2 separate regions of the Homo sapiens genome follow, and region 2 is linked to region 1. Evidence: read pairs that join two places in POLR2A ChIA-PET (ENCODE). Cell type or tissue: MCF 10A. All regions are shown on one strand. Links, peaks and the distances in the headings refer to the core of each region. The heading gives the core; the rest is flanking DNA.

What was found. Peaks named below come from ENCODE experiments on the same cell type or tissue, not always from the same donor. Only the 100,000 strongest peaks of a DNase experiment are listed, where the experiment ranks them.
Region 2: POLR2A ChIA-PET joins it to region 1 with 11 read pairs; 8 of 35 experiments call an interaction of 5 or more read pairs at or near these places.

What each region holds. Positions count from the first base shown.
Region 1 is chr17:7,912,958-7,918,328 of GRCh38, reverse strand. It overlaps RNF227 (ring finger protein 227), which reads left to right and starts at 2,040. Exons shown (of 2, transcript NM_001358699.2): 1 at 2,040-2,650; 2 at 2,752-4,990. The coding sequence starts at 2,134. The coding sequence ends at 2,807. RefSeq lists a silencer at 2,101-2,410 and an enhancer at 2,389-3,322. In MCF 10A, for the core only: no CTCF peak of the experiment used is centred there; DNase peaks (open chromatin) are centred at 1,988 and 2,478.
Region 2 is chr17:8,017,161-8,022,531 of GRCh38, reverse strand. GUCY2D (guanylate cyclase 2D, retinal) reads right to left here. Exons shown (of 20, transcript NM_000180.4): 20 at 2,190-2,404. Among named protein-coding and RNA genes, the nearest start is that of GUCY2D, 17 kb to the right of the region's middle. In MCF 10A, for the core only: no CTCF peak of the experiment used is centred there; DNase peaks (open chromatin) are centred at 2,611 and 3,151.

The DNA.
Region 1 (5,371 bases), core at 196-5,195:
CCCATCATGTATTTATTAACAATAGATACCTACCAGTTCCCCCTTTTTTTTTTTTTTTTGAGACCGAGTCTCATTCTGTTGCTCAGTCTGGAGTGCAGTGGCGTGATCTCGGCTCACTGCAACCTCCACCTCCCAGGTTCAAGCAATTCTCGTGCCTCAGCCTCCCAAATAGCTGGGACTACAGGTGTGAGCCACCACCCCCGGCTAATTTTTGTATTTTTAGTAGAGATGGGGTTTCACCATTTGGCCAGGCTGGTCTTGAACTCCTGACCTCAAGTGATCCACCCACCTCGGCCTCCCAAAATGCTGGGATTACAGGCAAGAGCCACCATGCCTGGCCCTACCAGTCCTTTTTTAAGACCAAAAAGTTTTGAATTGTGACAGCATCACTGTAATAAGTAGACAGCTTCTCCCATGATCACAGACAATACCATTCAAAAGTTCTGAAATGTTTGCTTAAAAATGATGGTATACCTCCTCAAAAGAGATTACCCTCTAGGTTTTAACAATTTAGGTTTAAAAACCAGCTTTGCATTGCCTGTGATAGCTGGTAAATGCCATGGGTGTGGAGAAGCTCATCATGCACATATTGGTCAAGATGGATGGGTGTTGAAAATGTTGGGTACTGGCCGGGCGCGGTGGCTCACGCCTGTAATCCCAGCACTTTGAGAGGCCGAGGCGGGCGGATCACCAGGTCAGGAGATCGAGACCATCCTGGCTAACACATTGAAACCCCGTCTCTACTAAAAATACAAAAAATTAGCTGGGCGTGGTGGTGGGCGCCTGTAGTCCCAGCTACTCGGGAGGCTGAGGCAGGAGAATGGCATGAACCCGGGAGGCGGAGCTTGCAGTGAGCCGAGATGGTGCCACTGCACTCCAGCCTGGGCAACCCAGCAAGACTCCGTCTCAAAAAAAAAAAAAAAAGAAAAAAAAGAAAATGTTGGGTACTCAGAAGTTAATGTGAATTCAGTATAGGCTGGGGGCACAGGATAACAATAGTAGCTAATATAGTACTTACCTGGTGTTTTACTGTGTACTGGACACCATTTGAAGCACCTTACACATATAAGTTCATTCAGTCCTCATTATTATTATCCACATTTTTAAAACTAGGAAACCAAGGCCCAGAGAAATTAAGTAACTTGCTCAAAGTGTCACAACTAGTAAGAGGTGGAAGCTAGGATCTGAACTCAAGCCAGCTGGCTCTAGACTGTGTTATCACCCTCCATAACAGAACCTGGGCTGCAGGTCCAGGAGAGGAGGGTGAGGAGGCAGCTGTGTGTGGGTGTGGCACCATGAGGGGAATGTGGGTTGTGAGTACCATGTCCTGTTTACCAGTGGGAGAAGTCAGACCCCTGAGTCAGAACTTATGCTGGGGAGCTTTGCTGGGGCCATCACGATGTGTGGGTGTCCAGGCCTCCGGAAGGAAAGGATTCCCAGCATTCCTAAAGCCATGGTCCTGGCATCTAGGTCCCTCCTTAGGCTGAGATACCAGCTGAGAGTTAAGCAGTTTGGGGAGAATGAAGTTTAGGAAGCCAGCCTTACAAACAACACAGAGAGGTCATCTATAATGAGAATTGAGGGCAAAATCGATTCAAAGGCCCAGGGACCACTAAAGGTTGGGCAGAACGGGCCGTGTTTGGAAACTGGGTGGGATTGTGAAACTAACTGCGAGCAACTGAATAGGCGGAGGGGGCTTTAGAGACTTGTGCCAGTGACTGAGGGCTCAGGCGCAGAGAGAGACCCGGGGCTTTGTACATGGTAGAATTAAGGAGCGCTGGCGTTGCGTTGGGGGAAGAAGGAAAGCCCCACCCCGCTCCCCCGGGAGTAGGGAGGAATGGGTGCTTTGGCCCCCAGGGCTCCGGTCCTGGCATGGCCTGGGCCGCCTCCCCGACTCCATCATTGCTGTCATTCCCGGCCTCAAGCCTCCACCGCCCCCACACGTGCCGCCACAGGGAGCGGCCCGATCAAGGCGTGACGCTCCGAAGGGTGGGGCCTCACTTATTCCCCTATTTAAAGGGGAAAGAGGCCGCGGCGCCGGCCCCAGGACCCGACCCGGCCCCAGGAGAGTGTGCTCGTTCTGTTCACGGAGCTGGCCGCGTTAGCGACGTCCTCGAGTCCGCGGCGGGCACGATGCAGCTCTTGGTGAGGGTACCCTCTCTTCCGGAGCGGGGCGAGCTGGACTGCAACATCTGCTACCGTCCTTTCAACCTCGGGTGCCGCGCGCCCCGCCGCCTGCCCGGAACGGCGCGCGCCCGCTGCGGCCACACGATCTGCACCGCCTGCCTCCGCGAGCTGGCGGCGCGCGGGGACGGCGGCGGGGCGGCCGCGCGCGTGGTGCGCCTGCGCCGCGTGGTCACGTGCCCCTTCTGCCGCGCGCCCTCGCAGCTCCCTCGCGGCGGCCTCACGGAGATGGCTCTTGACTCGGACTTGTGGTCGCGATTGGAGGAAAAAGCGCGGGCCAAGTGCGAACGAGATGAGGCTGGGAACCCGGCCAAGGAAAGCAGCGACGCTGACGGAGAGGCGGAGGAAGAAGGGGAGAGCGAGAAGGGGGCGGGGCCTAGGAGTGCTGGGTGGCGCGCGCTCCGGCGGCTCTGGGACAGGGTCCTGGGGCCTGCGCGGCGCTGGCGGCGTCCGCTGCCTAGCAACGGTGAGGGGCTGCCCGGGGAGGATGCAGGGGAGAGAGCGCCGAGGAATACCGAGGTTCGTTGGCATGCTCCTGCTGCCACTAACCCTTCTTCTTTCCCCCAGTGCTCTACTGTGCGGAGATCAAGGACATTGGCCACCTGACCCGTTGCACGTTGTAACCGAGGAACTCGGAAGCTACAGCCGAAGGAAGGTGGGAGCTGCAGCCTCGCGGGGGCTGATGTCAAGACTACTCTCTCTCAGATCCCAGGATTGGCATGTGATGAGAGAGATGAGCCGAAGGCAGGAGGGAACGCCCTGGGAGGTGTTGATGCTGAGTTGGGGAGGCTCCTAGACGAACTCGCCCCCATCTACTGACTGTGCCAGTCTTACATTTTCAGGATGGAGTGGCCAAGGGATGATATAAACAAAGCCTACGTTACCGTGGGAAGAAGACAGACTGTTTTCTTAGCTGGGACGTTGGCTTTTGTCCAGGGTGGCTCTGGTGTGTGGGAGCAACAGGTCCCATTTTAGCAATTCTTTGTCAATGGTTTGAATTTTTTTTTTTTTTAAGATGGAACGGGAGAGAAGAGGCTAATTTTCGCGTCATGTTAATCTCACTTCTCTGGCATGTAAGGGTGCTGGTATGCCTGCTGTCTCCCCACTCCCAGTTCTGTGTTCCAGAAATTGAGATGGCTCCCTGCCTGTGACTATGATTAGGAGCCTTGCTTCATTTCAGAATCTCCCTTCAACCTGCTAGGGCAGGTATCAGAAATTCCAAAGGGCATTTATGTGAGGCACCTAATTAGAGCCTATCAAAGTAGGAAGGGAGAGCCATTTGAAAGGCATCATATTTCAAACTTTTGCTATTATCTGTGTTATCTTTACAGTCACGGGAACACACTAGCGCTACTGAAAAGATACTTATACAATTTTAAGTGTCTTTAAAATTTGTGTCCCATAATGGGACATCACCTGTTGTATATATGCCATGTATTCTATTTTAGAATCCTGTATCTTATGACCATAAAGTCATAGTCAAGGACCAGCAGTGTTGGTGTACTGTCAACGGAAGTGCACAGTCTCACTCTAGGATCCCACTCCAGACTTCCTGAATCAGACTCTGGCAGGGTTTTTTGTTTTTTTGTTTTTGTTTTGAGCCAGAGTCTCACTGTGTCGCCCAGGCTGGAGTGCAGTGGCGTGATCTCGGCTCACTGCAGCCTCCGCCTCCCAGGTTCAAGCGATTCTCCTGCCTCATCCTCCGGAGTAGCTGGGATTACAGGCGCCTGCCACCACACCTGGCTAATTTTTGTATTTTTAGTAGAGATGGGGTTTCGCCATGTTTGTCAGGCTGGTCTCAAAACTCCTGACCTCAGGTGATGGCGCCCACCTTGGCCTCCCAAAGTGCTGGGATTATAGGAGTGAGCCACCGCGCCGGGCCAGACTCTGGCATTTTAACAATCCCAGGTGATGTGTGTGCATGTGAAAATTTAAGTACCATTGGTCTAGATCCTACACTCTTTAGGATATCACCATCTGTAGGTAGAATATTTAAAGCATAATAGGTATGACTGATAGATTATTTTATCCAAAGTTCTTTTTTTTTTTTTTTGAGATGGAGTCTTGCTCTGTTGCCCAGACTGGAGTGCAGTGGCGTGATCTCGGCTCACTGCAAGCTCTGCCTCCTGGGTTCACGCCATTCTCCTGCCTCAGCCTCCCAAGTAGCTGGGGCTACAGGCACCCACCACCACGCCTGGCTAATTTTTTTGTATTTTTAGTAGAGATGGGGTTTCACCGTGTTAGCCAGGATGGTCTCGATCTCCTGACCTCATGATCCGCCTGCCTCGGCCTCCCAAAGTGCTAGGATTACAGGCGTGAGCCACCACGCCCGGCCCCAAAGTTCTAAAGTAACATTCTATTGCTAAAGAAATCCTAACCTACTATGTAACATTTTTCTCTTAGTTAAAAATGTGAACTTATTATTAACCTCAATTTTTTAGAGGCCTCCAATCTTTTTAAAATATAAATATTTTTGATTGACAAATCATAATTATACACTTATGGGGGTATAAACCTCAATTTTTGTAACCCTATTTTGGCATTTTCCTGTCCTTACATCTCAGCTTAAATGCTCCCTCTTTTGGGAGGCCTTTTTCTGCCTTCAACATAGTAGAGCCTTTTCCCCCACCCCTCTGTAACATAATGCCCTGTTTTATTTTTACTGCTTTTATTTTCATGCTTTGTGGGTGTCCCCACTGGAGTGTAAGCCCTATGGGAGCAAGGGCTGACCTGTGACTGTTTTATCTCCAGGGCCAACAGCAGTGTTACTGTATAGTATGTACTCAATAAATATTTGTTGGCTTTATCTCTTATTTTTTAATATAATAGCCTTGTGAACTAAGTGTCTGGCCTCTCTCAATCTCTCAGAGGCTCTGTTTAGTGAACAATAAACATCAAGGAAGTGCCTAGCAGTTCAAATCTTTGGTAAGCTAGACAGATCTGACCCTCAACGCCTTAAAAAAAAAAAAAAAAAAAGTGTGCCTTTGCTTCATACTGGAGCTGAACCTGTGGAGCTGTAGTGACCTCTACTGACTCTTAGGGGAACTAAGCAACTTGAAGGTGGAAAGGATGATCAAAAGGATGGCTGGAAGGCAGTTTTGAATCTTGATAGGCGCTCCTCCCACTACATTTCTGTCCAGTAAGTCCCACTCTCTCTGAAGTCAACCTGAGGCTACGTAGGTATCTG
Region 2 (5,371 bases), core at 283-5,282, 100 kb before region 1:
GAGCATCTTGTACAGCTGCATCATCACAGGGCATGTCCTCTGGCCTTCTCTGGGAAGCATTTACTCAGGGAAGGACCAGTTTCTGGGATCAGCTCTGGTCTTGAGATAATCTGAGATCATCTATTTCAGCCACCCCATGGCTGGGCCTCTTCTCCAAGCGCCAGAAAGGCTTCCACCCCTTGGCATCATTGAGGATAAGAGCTCAGCACTGGACCCTCCTCATTGCCTTTTCAGAGCCTGAAGCAGTCTGGGGCCTTCCAGGGCAGACCTTCAAAGCTGGGTATGCAGTCCCTCAGGCCTTGTTTCCACTGGGGCCGCGACCTACCCTGCCCTCGCCTCTGCCCTGGAAGAGAGTGTGGCAGGAGCTCTGGGTGCCCATCCCTTTATCCTTGGATAAAGGCTAAGCCCTGGGAGAGGTGACCCCAGGGACTGTGGTTGAGGACCAGCCAGTCCATGCAGGAGAACCCCTGTGGCCTCAGCGGCCCCTGGTTGATAGTTGCAATAGGAATATGCCGATGGAGGCATGCAGCTTGGGAGTGGGTGATCAAGGCTGAGAGAGAGGCCTAGGAGATGACATGCTGGCCAGAGACAAAGGGAATGATGTTGAGGCGAGGCCATAAAGTGCGTGGCTATGGATAGGTGTCTGCTTGGCATAGTGGTTTGGGTGAGGAGGTGGAGTAGATGGGAAAGCCACCTGTTGAACTTGCAGCCATCAGCACATCGTAATCAAATGGACCAACATTTCATCACCGTGAAAACATCACGAAGGTTTTTGTTTGTTTGTGACAGTCTCGCTCTGGAATGCAGTGGTGTGATCTCAGCTCACTGCAACCTTGACCTTCCGGGCTCAAGTGATCATCCTGCCTCAGCCTCCGGAGTAGCTGGGACTGCAGGTGTGCACCACCATGCTTGGCTAATTTTTGTGTTTTGTAGAGACAAGATTTTGCTATGTTGCCCAGGCTGGTCTAGAACTCCTAGGCTCTAGTGATTCTCTTACCTCAGCCACCCCAAGTGCTGGGATTACAGGCATGAGCCACTGTGCCCAGCCATCGTGAGGGTTTTGAGGTATGAAAGAAGAAGAGAGAGAGAGAGAGAGAGAGAGAGAAAAAGAAAGAAGAGAAAGAAAAGAGAAAGGAAAGAAAGGAAGAAAGAAAGAAAAGAAAGAACCCAACGCAACCTGGCTTAAGCAAAGAAAATAATTTGCTGGCCCATGTTGCTTAAACAGCCGGACTTGGCTTTAGGCCCAGTGAGGTATCCCAGCTCAGACAGTAGCCATCAGGACTTTGTCTCTCTCCATCTGCCAGTTCAGCTCTGTCTTTGTGGTGGCAAGGATCTCTCAATGTCCCATCCTCTCAGCAACCCCCCAAGAAGACAATTTCTCCCCATGGCTTCAAACAACGTCCCAGCACCGAGCTTCATCAGCCTGGCCCAGCTCATCTGTCTTTGAGGCCAGAGGAACGGAATGATTGGGCTGGCCTGAAGGGGGAAGTCAGCAGTCAGTTCTAGCCACTTCCACTGGGATTAAGAATGGGGCACAGATGGCTGCCCACTGCCCAGCAGGATGGATGTAGGAAGGCAGCACAGTCGATGTCCATTACAGGTCATCCTGTCTGGGACATTGGGCCTGGCACGGGAACAGCTGGGCTCCCGGAAGACTTAGGGGCCAGTCACCCACTGGTGATTTTGGGATAGTCTCTCCTGCTCTGAAGCTCCAGGGGCAGGTTTGTGAAGGGTCAGAGGTGGAGTGTGGGTTGTTGATGAGGTCCTGCCCAGAGACCAGTGGACCTCACCTTTCCCATCTGGGGGCCCTGTTCCTTCAGTCTTGGACTCTGGCTCCCATGTTTGTAGGTTATGGTCCATGGGTCATGGAGTCATGGCATAGACAAGCTCTGTCCTTCTCTTCCTTCTTCCCTCCTGCATACAATCAAGGGATGAAGCCACATCACCCACCTTAAAAGCGTCAGAGACCCTGGTCTTTTCCAGCAGCCTGAGAGGCCCGAGACTTCCCCAACTGGTTCTCTGAGCAGAGGAGTTCCTGGGAGCTGTTGGCCCCGGCCACTTCCCCTCTTCAGGCCATCTCTAAGGTTCAACCCTATCTGAAACCCTCCCTGGAAATGGCAGGGCTGAGCGTTCCAGAGATGGGGGTGTCGAGACTACTCTCCTGGCTAAAAGCAGCACACACCACAACATGGAAGACAGCATGCCTTTATTTCACCCACCCTCCCAGGACCCAAATACCATGGCACATGGCCTGGTATCCACGGTGCAAGGTCCAGAAGAGCCCGAGGAACACAGCCCAGCAATGCAGTGTCACAAATCCCTGCCAAGGAGCAGTTCACCCCACCTCCTCAAAGGGGGGTGCCTGGGGTCCACTGCAGATGGGACAGGGAGCAGGGCCCAGACCCTAAGGAGAAGCACAAAAAAAAAAAAAAAAAAAAAAAAGGCGCCAGGTGAGCCCCGGGACACGCTGTAGAGTCTCTGCCGTGGGATTGAAGCAGCAGCTATGAGAGGTCCCTGCTTTGGCCATCACTGCTCTGCCAGCTACAGAGCCATCTCCAAGGCAAGGACAACCGCAAGTGTGGGCTCCTGGCGCAGGCCAGCTGGCAGAGGTAGTGTAAACACATCTGAAGGTGGGGGATGCCCAGTGACCAAGCCAGGCCCCGGTGCTCTCATGCGCTGGGAGTTGCCCAGGCCACAGGAACAGGGTGGGGAGGACTTGAGTCAGCAGAGCCCTGAGACTGGATAACCGACTGGGTCCAGGAAATAAGATTTCCAGAGAAATGGTGGAAACTGCAGAGAAAGGCAGACAGAGACTGCCAGGCAGAAAGGGGACTGTGGGGACACAAAGACAGGAGAATAGAGCAGAAAGGGAGGCAGGAACAGAGAAAGGAGAGGCTGAGGCACAGAGAGGAGGCTGAGGCTTCATCTTTTGCCTTCTCTTCTCCCACTAGATCTGTGAACTCTGGGGTGGGGGTTCCCCAAGTTCTTCTAGCTGGGGAGGGGTCAGGGCTCTTCTATCACATCTGGTCACTTGAGCTTGAGGCCAGCCTGGGAAGGAGGCTGAGTGAAGGTGGGAAGGAACTGGCTCAGCCCTGCCCACTCCACTTCTACCTTAAACTGGGTCTGCCCTCTGGCTCATCCGCCTCTGCTTCCGGGAGGAGCCCTGCCTAAGCCTGTCCCAGCTAATCCCTCTGCACCTAATCCTGGACTCTTCCTTGAGGCAGCCGAAATCACACACCATTAACTACTCCAGGCCCTTGCAGGCAGGGAGAGAGGGAAGGAAGGGGAAGGGCTGCAGGGTCGGGTACGGGAGGGAAGAGACAGGAGGCTGAGAGCTCTATCCACACAGTCAGGTCCAAGGCCAGAGATGTGAATCTGCGCTTCAATCCCTGGGACCTAAGTACAGAGAAAATCTTAAGGAAAATCTTCAAGAATGTAAATAACTTTTAAAAATGTGTGTGTGTGCATGCCCGGGTTTTGTTTTGTTTTTAATCTTTAATTCATCGTATTTAAATTCAATTTAAAATGTTTTTAAAATTGCACTAAATTGCTCTCTGTAGCAACATCACCTTCGGTAACCAGAACTTACAAGTGCTGGATTCTCGATGTTTGATACATTCTTCCTTCACCTTTAGGAAGGAGGGGAATACCACTAAGCTTGTGGAAGTCATGAATCAGTTTAAAAAAAAAAAAAAGAAGGCAAAGTCCCGTCCAGGAGCCCCTGTAATCCTAATACCTGCTAAGGAGTCCTAAGCTCAATGTCTACAGGCACCAGGCAGGAATATAAAGGAATGTTCAAAAAATCTTGGTGTCTCGGAGTCTGTGGGGAGTGGCGACATCTGGATAAAGGGGACTGTTGCTGTTTAGCTGCAGCAGAATGTGGTTAAGTGGTGACACAAGCACCATGTGGGGCTTCTGATTTCAAGAGAAGGGGGAAATCTGCTATACATTTTTAAAATGTGGAAGCTGTTGATTTTTAAATGTTAGCTCAAAACAAAACACTCTATAGGCCAAACAAAAGAAATTTGGTGGCTAGTTTGTAGCCTGGCTTTATGAGATCTTAGAGATTCTAAGATTTAAAGATCTTAGGGTGATTTAGTTCTATGATTCAGAAACTTTAATGAGCGTGTCAATATTTTGTAGGAACTTGTTAAAATGCAGATCCAGACTCAGCAGGTCTGGGGTGGGGCCCTGAGATCCTTCATTTCTAATGAGCTCACAGGCAGTGCCGACCCTGGCCCACCAACCACACTTGGTGTAGTGAAGGTTCAGTTCCGGAATTCCCTCTCACTGTCGTATCCCTGGTCAATGATGTCTCCAGTTCTGCCTTCACACCTCCAGGGACTGGACACTCACTACCTCTGGTGGCAGCCTAGGTGGTTTCCTAGCCTGCTGCAAACTTCTTCCAGGGTCTGTAGCAATGGTGACAGACACCAAGAGTCAAATGTGCCAAGGCCCAGGCTCTGGAAGGTCAGAGTTTCACAAAGGCAACTTCAACTGGGGACTTGCCAGGACAGGGCATTGATAATTGCTGCAAAGGTCAGGCGCGGTGTCTCACACCTGTAATCCCAGCACTTTGGGAGGCCAAGGTGGGCAGATCACTTGATGTCAGTTCAAGACCACCCTGGGCAACATGCTGAAACCCCATCTCTACTAAAATCACACAAAAAAATTACCCGGGCGTGGTGGCGGGTGCCTGTAATCCCAGCTACTCGGCAGGCTGAGGTAGGAGAATCACTTGAACCTGAGAGGAGGAGGTTGCAATGAGTCGAGATTGTGTCACTGCACTGCACTCCAGCCTGGGTGACAAAGTGAGACTCAAAAAAAAAGAAAAAATTCTAAGCAGAGAGGATTTTCTGTCCAACTGCTTGCTCAGCAGCTCCTAGTTAAACAGAGAATGCCGCTCTTTGGATGTTCTGGTCAGTCAAGGTGTGGCACAATTTCCTTTCCTCAAAGCATTGAAGCAAGCTTTTCTCTGCACTTGGGCAAGTTCCCTGATTATACCCACAGGAGAAGCAGCCAGTTTCTGACTGGTGGGAGATGGAGATAGGAATGAAGCTTGAGGCTAAACAGGAGCCCTTGCCCCCTCAGGCCATGTGACAAACCCTGCTCTGGTGGAACAGAACTCCACTTCCTCTGGGGTCGGGCATCAATCCCAGATCCTCCTTCCTGGGTCCCTGAGAGACACTGGGAAGCGGAGAATCCCTGACCCTCACATCCCCTGCTGGACTCAGGGCTCCTGGGGGTGAGGGCCACAAGCCACCCAGCTGTCAGGTGCACAGGGGCCTTGGGAACCACTTAGGCCACCCCCCATTTTGCCACTGAAGGGATCACAGCAGAGCATGCGTGACACTTTCCCAAGGTCACATGG